2 separate regions of the Mus musculus genome follow, and region 2 is linked to region 1. The links are chromatin loops, found by intact Hi-C in ENCODE. Cell type or tissue: left cerebral cortex. All regions are shown on one strand. Links, peaks and the distances in the headings refer to the core of each region. The heading gives the core; the rest is flanking DNA. Region 1 overlaps Emc1 (ER membrane protein complex subunit 1). Region 2 overlaps Ubr4 (ubiquitin protein ligase E3 component n-recognin 4).

Region 1 (5,364 bases), core at 310-5,309:
CTATGTGCCCATGTGGTACACATAATACATGCAATCAAAATACTCATACACGTAAAGTAGTAATTCTAAAACAACAGCAACACCAGCATCAGACAGTAGCTCTGGAGGAACTAGGGGCCTGTTCAGAGAGCCCTAATCCAGGCCCAGCCCGAAGGACATGAAGCCCATAGAATAGAGTGTGAAGGCCAAGGCTGTCTTACCTGCTCAGGTCGCGTGCCCTTCTGCTCCAGGCTGAAGGAAATGGAAGTGTCTAGGAGCCGCCGACCTGTCTCCACTAAGTACAGGTTAATGGTGTAGGTCTGGTTGAAGCAAGCCAGAGAGTCCTAGAAGTACAGACAGTGGGGCCACAATAAAGTCCCTGAAGTGTCAAAAGACAGTGCAAACACCCTCAAGAAGAAAGAGGCCTGAAGAAAAACCTGTGCAAAGGGAGGTCAAGAGAGCTAAAGCCTACAGCAGAAACAAGTTGCTGAGTAAATCAACAAGATCACAACTACTGTGCATCTGAGAAGGGAGCCAGAAGCTGGGCAGGGAGGGGAGGGGGGAATCCTTTAATCACAACACTTGGGAGCCTGAGGCTAACCTGGTCTACACAGTGATTCCAGGGCAGCCAGGGCTAACATAGAAATCTTGTCAGGTGTGAGCAAGTACTATGTGTGTCTGAGAAGGGAGCCAATGCTACAAGCATGCTCATCTCAGAAGGGAGCCAGTGTGTACAGAGAACAGAGAGTTCCCAGATACGAAGAAAGAAAGGGAAAGCTTGGGATATGAGGCCTTCTGTCAGGCCCCCACAGCGACCCAGTGCACTATGGAACACCACCAGGCTCTACCAGCTACAGACCCCAGAGGATTGGGGAAGCTTAGGCTCGGAGAAGCAAGTCGGGAAGAAGAGATCTCTGGAGTCTACCTCCTCGTTTTGCCATAAGAAGGGACAAGACAGGCCAGTTAGCTGACAGTACTTGGACCCCACCTGAAGCTGAGGACTCAAGGGGACCTGCTAGGCCCAGTTGATCTTGGCTTTCTTGAGCAGCCTCCTGTGTTTGTAGGTTTGCCCCACCACCCAACGCCACACCTTATCTGCCAGCACCACACCCTACCTGTGCACCAGATGTCTCAGGAAAGCTTGCCACAGACCCATCTCCAGCACTGACAGGTTTTTGCTAGAGAAAGGAAGATGAGAGAACCCTCAGCCAAAGGGTTACCTCCCAGAAACTTCTGTCTTCTCAGTACAGTCAGAAGGCAAATCTTACTTTTCATGGCCCTCCTCACAAGCCTATGAACCCATAACAGTCTGAGAGACTAAGGTGGCTACATCAGGATCCTGTTCCTATTGAGGTGGAGTCTCTGTAGAAAGCTGTAGAGATGAGAGGAGAACTCCTCTCTCTGCAGCCTCCCACCCCTGTGACACCAACCATCAGGGTTCCCAAAGATAAGGAGGCCCACATGCTCGCTGTCACCCACAGTACTCACCACTTCAGTGCGACAGGTCATGACTGCAGCCACTGTCTTCTCCCCTGTGGTGGCGAAGCTGACGAGCGTGGCCTGTGAGGAAAATGAGATAGCAGCTCCCAGACACTGGGACTTAAAGCAAAAATGTCAGGGTCCAAAAGTTCTGCCTCAGCCGGGCATGGTGGCGCATGCCTTTAATCCCAGCACTCGGGAGACAGAGGCAGGTGGATTTCTGAGTTCGAGGCTAGCCTGGTCTACAGAGTGAGTTCCAGGACAGCCAGGGCTACACAGAGAAACCCTGTCCTGGAAGACCCTTCTGCTCCTAGCAGCCCCTCTGCCTGCAGTTACCTGGGGGAAGTTCTTAAGCAGAGTCACGGCACCATGGTGGTAGTGCAGTAGAGCGTAGTGGCTTGGGGACAACTGCAGGAAGAACTGGGCTCGAGAAGGAGCCACTGGGCTGGGTTGTGTGGGCAGCACTTGGGGCTGGAATCCACTTCCAAATTCTAAGTCAGGAGACTAGGGGAGACAAGAAGAAGAGTGAACAGTTTACCCCTCCCGAACCATCAAGACTAGGTTGTCTGCCCTGCTTGCCAGGGAGCAGCTCTAATCTAGGGCAATGGCTCCAGAAGCTCCTATTCAAGGTCCCCAAAAGAGACCATGGCCTGCAGCCTCTGACAGCAGGTCAGCCAAAGCATGAGCAACCTCACAGGGAAACACTGCTTGTCCCTAAGCCATGCTGCCAGCCATCCTCCGCCCACAGCAGGTGACATCTCAGAGCAAAGGAGCCTCTCACCTGCAGGGGGATCTGTCGCAGTTCCCACTCCGTCTCCAGGGCCAAAGTGTGGAGTGAGTGTGAGCTGGGGTCGGGGCATACCAGGACAGCCTCATCTACCACACCACAGGCCCCAGTGAGGTGCTGCAGCCATGGAGTCCAAACCCTGACCTGTGGAGAGATTTTACAACAGACTCATGAAGATCAGCAGCAGCAGCAAACCAGCAGAGCAACTGCTGGGATCCCAGAGGCTCAAGCTCAAAATACATGCCTGGTGAGCATGGCAGCACACCTTTAACACAGCACTTGGTAGGCAGAGGTCTGTGAATCTCTGTGAGTTTGAAGCCAGCCAGCCTGGTCTACACAGTGAACTCTAGGAGACCCAGAGCCTGAGGGGTCAGGGGTTATTCCAGACTGGACTCCCATTCTTTCATATCTCCCTTAGAAGCTCCAAAAGAGACAGTGACTTTAATCCCAGCACTTGGGAGGCAGAGGCAGGCGGATTTCTGAGTTCAAGGCTAGCCCCGTCTACAGAGTGAGTTCCAGGACAGCCAGGGCTACACAGAGAAACCCTGTCTCAAAAAACCAAACCAAAAAAAACAGAGAGAGAGAGACAGTACCTAGATCTGAGTCGCTCTTCTGCCAGCCCGGAAGAGCACACTTTGTGTATTAACAAAGTGCTTTAAACGTATGCTGAGGACAAGCCAGCAGCAACAGATGGGCATCAGGAACACAGCTGCCTTTGCAGCTGCCCTGCCAAGTTCCTTGGACCCTATGAAAAGAAGGCCTCCATCACCTCCTTCCCACCCGCAAGGAGCCAGATGCCCTCTGTACCTGCTGAACAATCTCTCCATCCTCCACGTTAAACTTGACGATGTTCACGTGGCTGAAGGGAACGATGCCAAGGGCCCACACCACCCCGGAGCCGTAGGAATACACCATCTGGTAGAGGATGCTGTCACTAAGGGAGGGAGGAGAGAACAAGGTGGCCGGCTGAGCCCTTAGACCTGAGCTTTCCCAAGGGCTTCCAAAATCAAGCTGCCATTTCCTAGTGCGGTATCACTAGCTGAAAAGCCCCAAGCGGAGTTGTCTGTCTCACACAGCCTTTGCCTTTGGGTTCTTTGCTGTTGATGTCTGCAGTGTGAGGGATCAAACCCAGGGCCTTCCTCAGAACCGCTAGACAGGTGCCCCACGACCCAGCCCCGCCCCACGACCCAGCCCCTAGTCTTGCTTTTGTCTTTAATTTGAATTTCTCATCAACATGTTCAAATTGCTATCACATATATAAACTGGACGGCCAGCTTTTCCTAAGTGATAGATGTGACACGCCCACTTGTATATGGGGCACCATACCAGATGGTTGAGTGAGGCTGTGGAGGTGGGCCCCACCAGGTAGGCCACACTCATGGATGATGTTTTGCTTAGTTCTCTAGGATATTGACTTTTGGGTATTTGGATTTTTTGTTTTCTGTTTTTGGGTTGGTTTTCTTTCTTTCTTTTTCTAAAAAAAATGAAAATCAGGCTGGAGAGATGGCTCAGTGGTTAGGAGCACTGGATGCTCTTCCAGAGGTCCTTGGTTCAAGTCCCAGCAACCACATGGCAGCTCACAACCATCTATAAGGCGATCTGGTGCCTTCTTCTTCTAGCCTGCAGGTATACATGCAATAAATAGTACACTCATACATTAAATCAAAAAAAAAAAAAAAAAAAAAACTCTCACTATGTAGCCCAAGATGGCTTTAAACCTGTTATCCTCATGTCTTGGCTTCCTCCTAAAATTAGGTGTGGGTTTGGTTATGTGTGTGGGTGGGTGTGTCTGTGTATGTGTGATGCACACCACCATATTTAACCAAGAATTTGACTCATTTTTTAGTAAGGCTAAGAATCAAACAAAAGCCAAGCAGCGATGGTTCGTGCCTTTAATCCTAGCACTTGAGAGGCAGAGACAGGCAGATCTCTGTAAGTCTTAGGCCAGTCTGGTCTACAGAGTGAGTTCCAGAGACAGCCAGAGCTATACAGAGAAACCCTGTCTCTAAAGACCTAAAAGGAAAAAAAAGAGCCAAATGGCAGCCCCTGAGTGTGGCAGGTAGGCTCTGCCACAGAGCCCATATCCAGCCTTAACTTTAGCAATTTCACTTTTGAAAACCTTTTGAAAACAATTGCAAATGGCTGAAGCCTATGCCTGCCTGACCTCTACCCACCCCGTTCCTTCCTAGCTTTCCTGCTTCTAACCCCTGAGACCTCTGGAAACCGCTCCGAGCCTCCCTCGCCCTCCCTGTAGCTGTCTCTCTGACTACTGTAAAAGCGGCTGGAAGGCCCAGAGCCCTGTGTGCATGAGCAGGAGAGGATCCCTTGTGTGGCAGCTCTCATGTCACAGTTTGAATTTTCTCCACCCTTCCAAGTACACTCCAAGTATGTAGCCACGGCCTTTCCACTCAGACCCACGTGTGCAAGCATACTCCTCCCACATGGTGCCAACAGGAGGGCACCTGGCCAAGCACCATCAAGGAGATAGAGCATTGTAGGGATTGGGACAAGGTAGTCATCACTTGGGAAAAGACAGCCTTACCTTTCTGGCAGATGCTCCACCCACTTCAGGTGCCCACTGGAGAGGTGGTGGAGGGTGAGGGTCGTCTTCTTCAGAACTGCAATGTACCTCACTGACTCCTGAAGGCCCACTAGCCCAAGTGCCTGGAAACTGAGCACAGGTAGGGGTGAGGGCTGCAGCTGGAGTGGCTGTCCCACTGCTGCCTCTCGTGCTGTTTGCTGAAGTTTGCTGAGTCAGAAAACAAATAGACCTGGGTCCCAGTGCCAGGTCTGCCTGATCCTGGCTCTGCCAACTTGAAAATCTGCCTTGCAACCACTTAGGCCCACTGCCCTCCAGTCCCCACATCTCCTACAGGTTACACCTTCCTCTCCCTGCTTACCCTCTAGCATGCCCCCATCACCCAGTGCTGTCACTGAAGCTTAGAACCACGTGCACAACTGGGCATGAACCTGATGCCAGAGCTGTCTCAGATTCACAGTGTGCTCACTACCTGTGGTCCACCAAATGCTAATCAACTCAACTGCTATGGTAAGACACAGAAGCAAGGGGCTGGAGAGACGGCTCAGCGGTCAAGAGCACTGACTGCTCTTCCAGAGGT
Region 2 (5,364 bases), core at 282-5,281, 76 kb before region 1:
GCCTTAGGACTCGAATCAGAGCTTGTTTACAGGAGAAGCTCACAGCAGGGTCCTAGGTTTGAAAGGAAGGTGTCAAGCTTAGGCATTCCACTGTCAGACAGGACTCCATCTTCAGAGTTCTCTCGCCAACGCCTGACACAAGGGAGAAGCCTGTCTACTTTCACCTGTGTCCTGAAAATGCAGCAGGATGGAGCAGACCAGCCTCTCCAGACCTGGCACAGTTAGACCTTCACCAGCTGCCTGTCTTTTACCTGTTGGGGTCAGTCTGCAAGGCCACTGGACCCTGAAGCCACTTTGGCTCTCTCCAAATGAGCTCTACCTTATCATCACACAAGCAAGCTCTCTCGCCTTCCTCTCTGCTCCACACTATAAGCAGCCTTGTAACACTCATCTTCTAGAACAGGCACACTACACAGCCTTCGCACAGTCATGGAACTGAGACTTACTCAACATTCTCTCTACAGCAGGTTCCAGACTACAAATGGGAAGAAATCACTGAACAGGGAGCAAGTCCTCCCTTCCCAGACTTCGTCTCTACAGCGTTGATGTATTTGCGATTGCTGATTCCCATCACATTTTTAAAAGATTTACTTTATGTGCGTGAGTGTTTTGTTTGCATGGTAGGTCTGTGCACCACCCCATACAGGGCCCAAGCAGGCAAGAACAGAGTGTCAGAAACCCTGGAACTGGAGTTTCAGCAGTTGTTACTTCCTATGTGCTTGCTAGGAATGGAACCCAAGTCTTCTGGAAGAGCAACCAGTGCTGTTAACCACTGAACCACCTCTTCAGCCCAGCCCCTCAGACTTTAAGTCTACTTTCTTTCATTCTTTCAGGTCAGTGCTCATTAGGCCATTTTCCACACACTCCCAGGCTGACCAGAGGCATCTGGGGCTGTGTTGATACGTACAGGACACAGCAGCATCTGCATGTAGATCTTGGATGCTGTGTTGATACAGTCCAGCTCGCAGGTACAATAACCGTGGATAATGTCTACCAACGCATTAACCGTAGCTTCAATATGAGTAAGGCCTAAATGGGAGAAAAGATCACCTGAAAATATGTTGACAAAAAACAACTCTAGACCCTTGAGAGCCTGAGACGGAAGCACAGATCTCAGCACCACCTAGAGGGTGTCGAGACAACAATAGGCAAACACACAGCAAAGCAAACCCACGACACTGTAGTGCAGCCTATCAGCTGTAGCTGGAGTGTTTTCATTAAGTCTTTCAATTCGCTAAGTGTCCTTAGAAGCCCTTGCAGAACCTGAACCAGAGAAGCAGGAATCACTGTGGACAGCCATGGACAAGGCGGGGAAACTTGAGGTGGGCAGATAATACCACCTCCCCTGTATTCCCCAAACCTGTTGACAAAGCTGGTCTCTTGACAGGCCAATTGGCATCTACTCTCCTCTCTGGCTGAGGGGTCGTCAGGAGTGTGACCCATGAGAGGACTAAGGCAACAGCAGCCTGGAAATGAGTGAAAACACTTTCCTGGCTGGTTCCACACTACTTCTAAACTGACTCTCAACCAAGTCTTTCAGATACATTGTTTTAAAATATCAACTACATAGCCATCGTCGTCGTTGTTGTCATTGTCATAGTCACCCCACCCCACCCCCAAGGCCCCATGTGAACTAGACAATCCCACATGAAGGAAGCATTTTCACTTACACACACACACACACACACACCATACCACACTGCACTGCTAGTTCCCAAGGGCAGCAATACACTGAGCTCACAGACATGTCTCTGTGCTTATATGGAGGAAAAGGTCACTGTGCTGAAGAGCTTATACCTACTTCACTGTATCAAGATCCAAATACCCCTGCTAACGTGATACCTGGCAGGCAGGCAGGTGCCAGGAAGGCATTCTTGGGCTTAGATGCATGGAGTTTCCAGAAGTGGTTTACAAGCTGAGTGATGAAACTACAGCCGTCTCCTTCCTGCTTCTGCGGCTCTTTCCCCTCATCTGCTCCTTCTATGCAGGAAAAAGGAAATTGTTAACGATGGTAAATCTAAGACAGAATTCAATTTGTTTTAAGGTTAACTCAGGTCAAGGAAGCTTGCCTGCGGAGGGAGTTTCAAGTGGGGCCCCAATCAATATGCCAACTATCCCTAGATTCCAGCAGGCACATCTGGGAGAAAAACAGTCTGGGAAAGGAACATCACAGAAAACATTGTGTGTTAGAGTTAGGTAGAGAGGGGAGCATTCAGGATCTTTACAGCAGAGTCAAAGATGCCTGTTCCAACTGCTAGACTAAACCTAGGGGAACATCTGAGATTCCTCTAGAATGATTCTAGGATTGCACTGTTAGGAGAACAAACAGGAAGGCAATGGCATAAAGGCACACGCAGGTGATGGGGACTGCAGACGCAGCAACAAGCTCTTTTTAGTAATGGCAAATCAGGCTTGGCACCAAGCCCCAGGCAGCCGATGTGAGGAGACGATGGCAGAAGCCGAGAGGGAAGGCCCTGAACACACTGAGCGTGCTCTGCTCTGCGGCCAGAGCCATGCAGCAGCATGCAGCACCCGGCCTGCAGGTACCAAGGAAAGCCAAGCTTGGCTTCACCCAAGGGCCTGACCTTCACCTTCTGCATCCCTCCACAAAGTGAGTTAACACAAGAAACTCCCAGTCCCTGCCACTGTCTGGTGTGGCACCAGGCTGGAACTATGCTTAGCTTCGCCCATCACAACCTCACAACAGACCAGCTGAGGTTCCCAACACTAACTAAATTCAACAAGGGTCAATTTAGTTAAAATGACAAAGTTTAAACAAAACAAACAAATAAGCAAACAAACAAGCAAAGGGGGAACAACGTTGTCAGAGACACCAAGAATAGGAAGAGCATGACAGAGAAGCAAAGAGGTTCAATGAGCGGGTGTCAGGACCACGGCCACGAAAGGCCAAGTTCACCTGTTTCCATCTGGGGCAGCTTTGACTCGGTGAAGTGCACAAGGTTGTTAGGGCGTGTGACGGCAATGGAGCGAGCTGTGATCACCAGGCGCTGGAACACCTCGGGGTCCAAGTCCTTGCCTTCTTTGCTGGATGTGTTGAGACACTGCACAGCTTTGCTCAACAAGGCCTGGTCCTGTAAAACAGTCAGGTCGCAGAAAGTCAAGCATAGGCAAAGGCAGGGCATTAAAGCACATACAGGCTGCTTACTGCTCTCAAGAACTGCCAAACAGCTATCAAAACCAATCTGCAGGCTTCCCAGCGCTCAACTGTCTTAACTGATACAAAATGGTCTTTTAAGTCACCAGCCACTAACAGTCTCACAGTCTAACAGAAAGCTAGCACCCACTCAGTCAACAGAACTACAGCAGCCAACCGCTTCCTTTGACACTCATCCACCCTTCAGTAGGTCCTTTACCCAAGGATAATGCTTTCCTTAGCAAGCTGAACTCATTCCTTGCTATTAAGAGACAGATAGGCCTGACAGTGCCCCCAGCACCTTTCTTCCTATTAGTCTGAACCATCATGTTTCTCATGATGCCACGTGGCCCAGCTTACCTCCTCTTGCAGATACTGGCTTTTGCAGGAGAACCTCTGGGCCCAACAATAACCCCCCACTCAACAACCACCTGCCACACATGTAGGCCTGCCACCCCAGGCCACAGCTGAGGGCTTGGAACACCAGCACATCAGCCACACCTATGGCACAGTCCTGACCCTCACTATCTCTCACAAGAATTAGCTGCCCTCGCTCACTCTCTTTTTCAAGACTTGCTGATCCTGCTAAGAGGGACAGAAAGCTAAAGCAACATCCAGTGGCCCACTAGATGGCTTTCTCAGTCTAGGGTAGCATCCATACATCTCAGAAGAACCCTGGGAGTCTAATCTCAGTGTGAGCTTTCCGCCTGCCTACTCCATTAGGCCCTTACTTTATAGACGGAGAGTCAACTTATTCAATATCCGTCATTCAGGACAGTGTCCCTTTCTACATAAGTCTCCCAGGAAGGGAGCGGTTACCTTATGGCTGTGGTAGGCCGAGCGGCTGCTGTGCAGACTGGCCAGGAGGCTCTTTGATTGCTGCTGGACACTGGCAGGCGCTGGCAGGGAGAGCAACAAAGTGGCTAGCTCCTGAGCGGCATGCTTGTTTCTCTCCTGACAGAAAGGACAGCAGGGTTATCACTCGGCATCTCAAGGCACCACAGAATGCTCTCTATCTGCCCTTCCCTCCTGCCTTCCAGGCCAGCAGAGCTAGGTTACCCACCACTGACTACAAAGAGCAGAAAAAGAGTGAGTATTTCTAAACTTCAACCCTCCTACGGCACAGGTGCAGCAGCTCAGGGATGCTTCGCACATCAAGACTGTGCCATCAGGATTCTTCAGCTCCAAGGCAGCAGGCCGCAGTCAACAACCCTACTTCCTGTCGCTTCAGAAAGCTCCCGTGCGCTTTGAAGAAATAACTTGCCTTCTCAATGATTGGGCCAACAGCAAAGCAGCTTTCCAGGGCTTCCAAAGAACTCACAACCAGCCTGGGGAGACAGAAAGCCTGGCTTGAGTACAAGCACTGTTCTCTCTGCCTCGTGTCAGCCCGGCAAGCTGTAGTTGTGAGGACCTTGGGGACAGCTACCGAATGCCAAATATAAAAATCAAAGCACAATAAGACCTGCCACAGGCGCCGTGCATATCGCTGCCTGTGTCACAGGCCAGAAGAAACCTGGCTCCTGCTCGGAGATCAACCTGGGGCCATGTTCATAATCCACCACTCAAAGACGGCGGGGCTTTTCTTCCTCAAAGAGGATAAATGTGCTTCCTTCTGCTGCCTGTGGCAGGGATCCTGAGGTGGGCTTAAGTCTCGATGCAGCAGTGCCCAAAGCTCAGGTGCTCAGAGATCAGTGGGCAAAGGGAGGCACAAGGGAGATGTTAAAGCCATCTGTTTACACTGGCAATGTTAAGGTCTGCTTACACAGCCAGGAAAATGCACACAGGCACTCCCTACGGGCTCTCAGTACAGGAGCAAACAAACTATTTTTAGATGCATGCCACTGGAACATTCAAAGGATAGAACAAAGCATATTTAGAACATGGAACTTCTCCATTAGGGAAGAAGCAGGAAGTCTAGCCATTAACCAGTATCTATCAGATAACATGCTCTGGGCTTAATGCTGTGAATTTAAGTGGCATAGTAAATGACCAACATCCTGACAGCTGGGATCTAAACAGGAAAGGAAAGCACTGAGAAAATAGCCAGAGTGAAAAGGGGGCAGGGGAAAGGGGGGCACCAAGGGAAGACAGAGGAGGCGTAGGACAAAGGGAAGTGGAACAGGCGCCGGGGCTTATGAACCGGCAGGGGCATTTTACCCCTCTACCCCATCCTTTCACATCCGTGTACAAAATGTGCAGCAAGGATGGAT

Evidence for each region. Hi-C counts contacts between places; a loop is a spot of excess contacts. Peaks named below come from ENCODE experiments on the same cell type or tissue, not always from the same donor. Only the 100,000 strongest peaks of a DNase experiment are listed, where the experiment ranks them.
Region 2: a loop joins it to region 1, with 2.2 times the contacts of the local background. A loop is called at or near these places in 1 of 42 quality-filtered maps.

What each region holds. Positions count from the first base shown.
Region 1 is chr4:139,357,055-139,362,418 of GRCm38, reverse strand. Emc1 (ER membrane protein complex subunit 1) reads right to left here. Exons shown (of 24, transcript NM_146157.4): 5 at 4,788-4,916; 6 at 3,053-3,179; 7 at 2,240-2,389; 8 at 1,795-1,962; 9 at 1,468-1,539; 10 at 1,095-1,157; 11 at 201-323. Among named protein-coding and RNA genes, the nearest start is that of Emc1, 7.2 kb to the right of the region's middle. In left cerebral cortex, for the core only: no CTCF peak of the experiment used is centred there; a DNase peak (open chromatin) is centred at 3,117.
Region 2 is chr4:139,432,738-139,438,101 of GRCm38, reverse strand. Ubr4 (ubiquitin protein ligase E3 component n-recognin 4) reads right to left here. Exons shown (of 106, transcript NM_001160319.1): 50 at 4,419-4,482; 51 at 3,974-4,108; 52 at 2,918-3,092; 53 at 1,843-1,980; 54 at 908-1,029; 55 at 1-52. Among named protein-coding and RNA genes, the nearest start is that of n-TVaac1, 4.8 kb to the right of the region's middle. In left cerebral cortex, for the core only: no CTCF peak of the experiment used is centred there; DNase peaks (open chromatin) are centred at 2,419, 4,463 and 4,859; H3K27ac peaks cover 1,578 bases.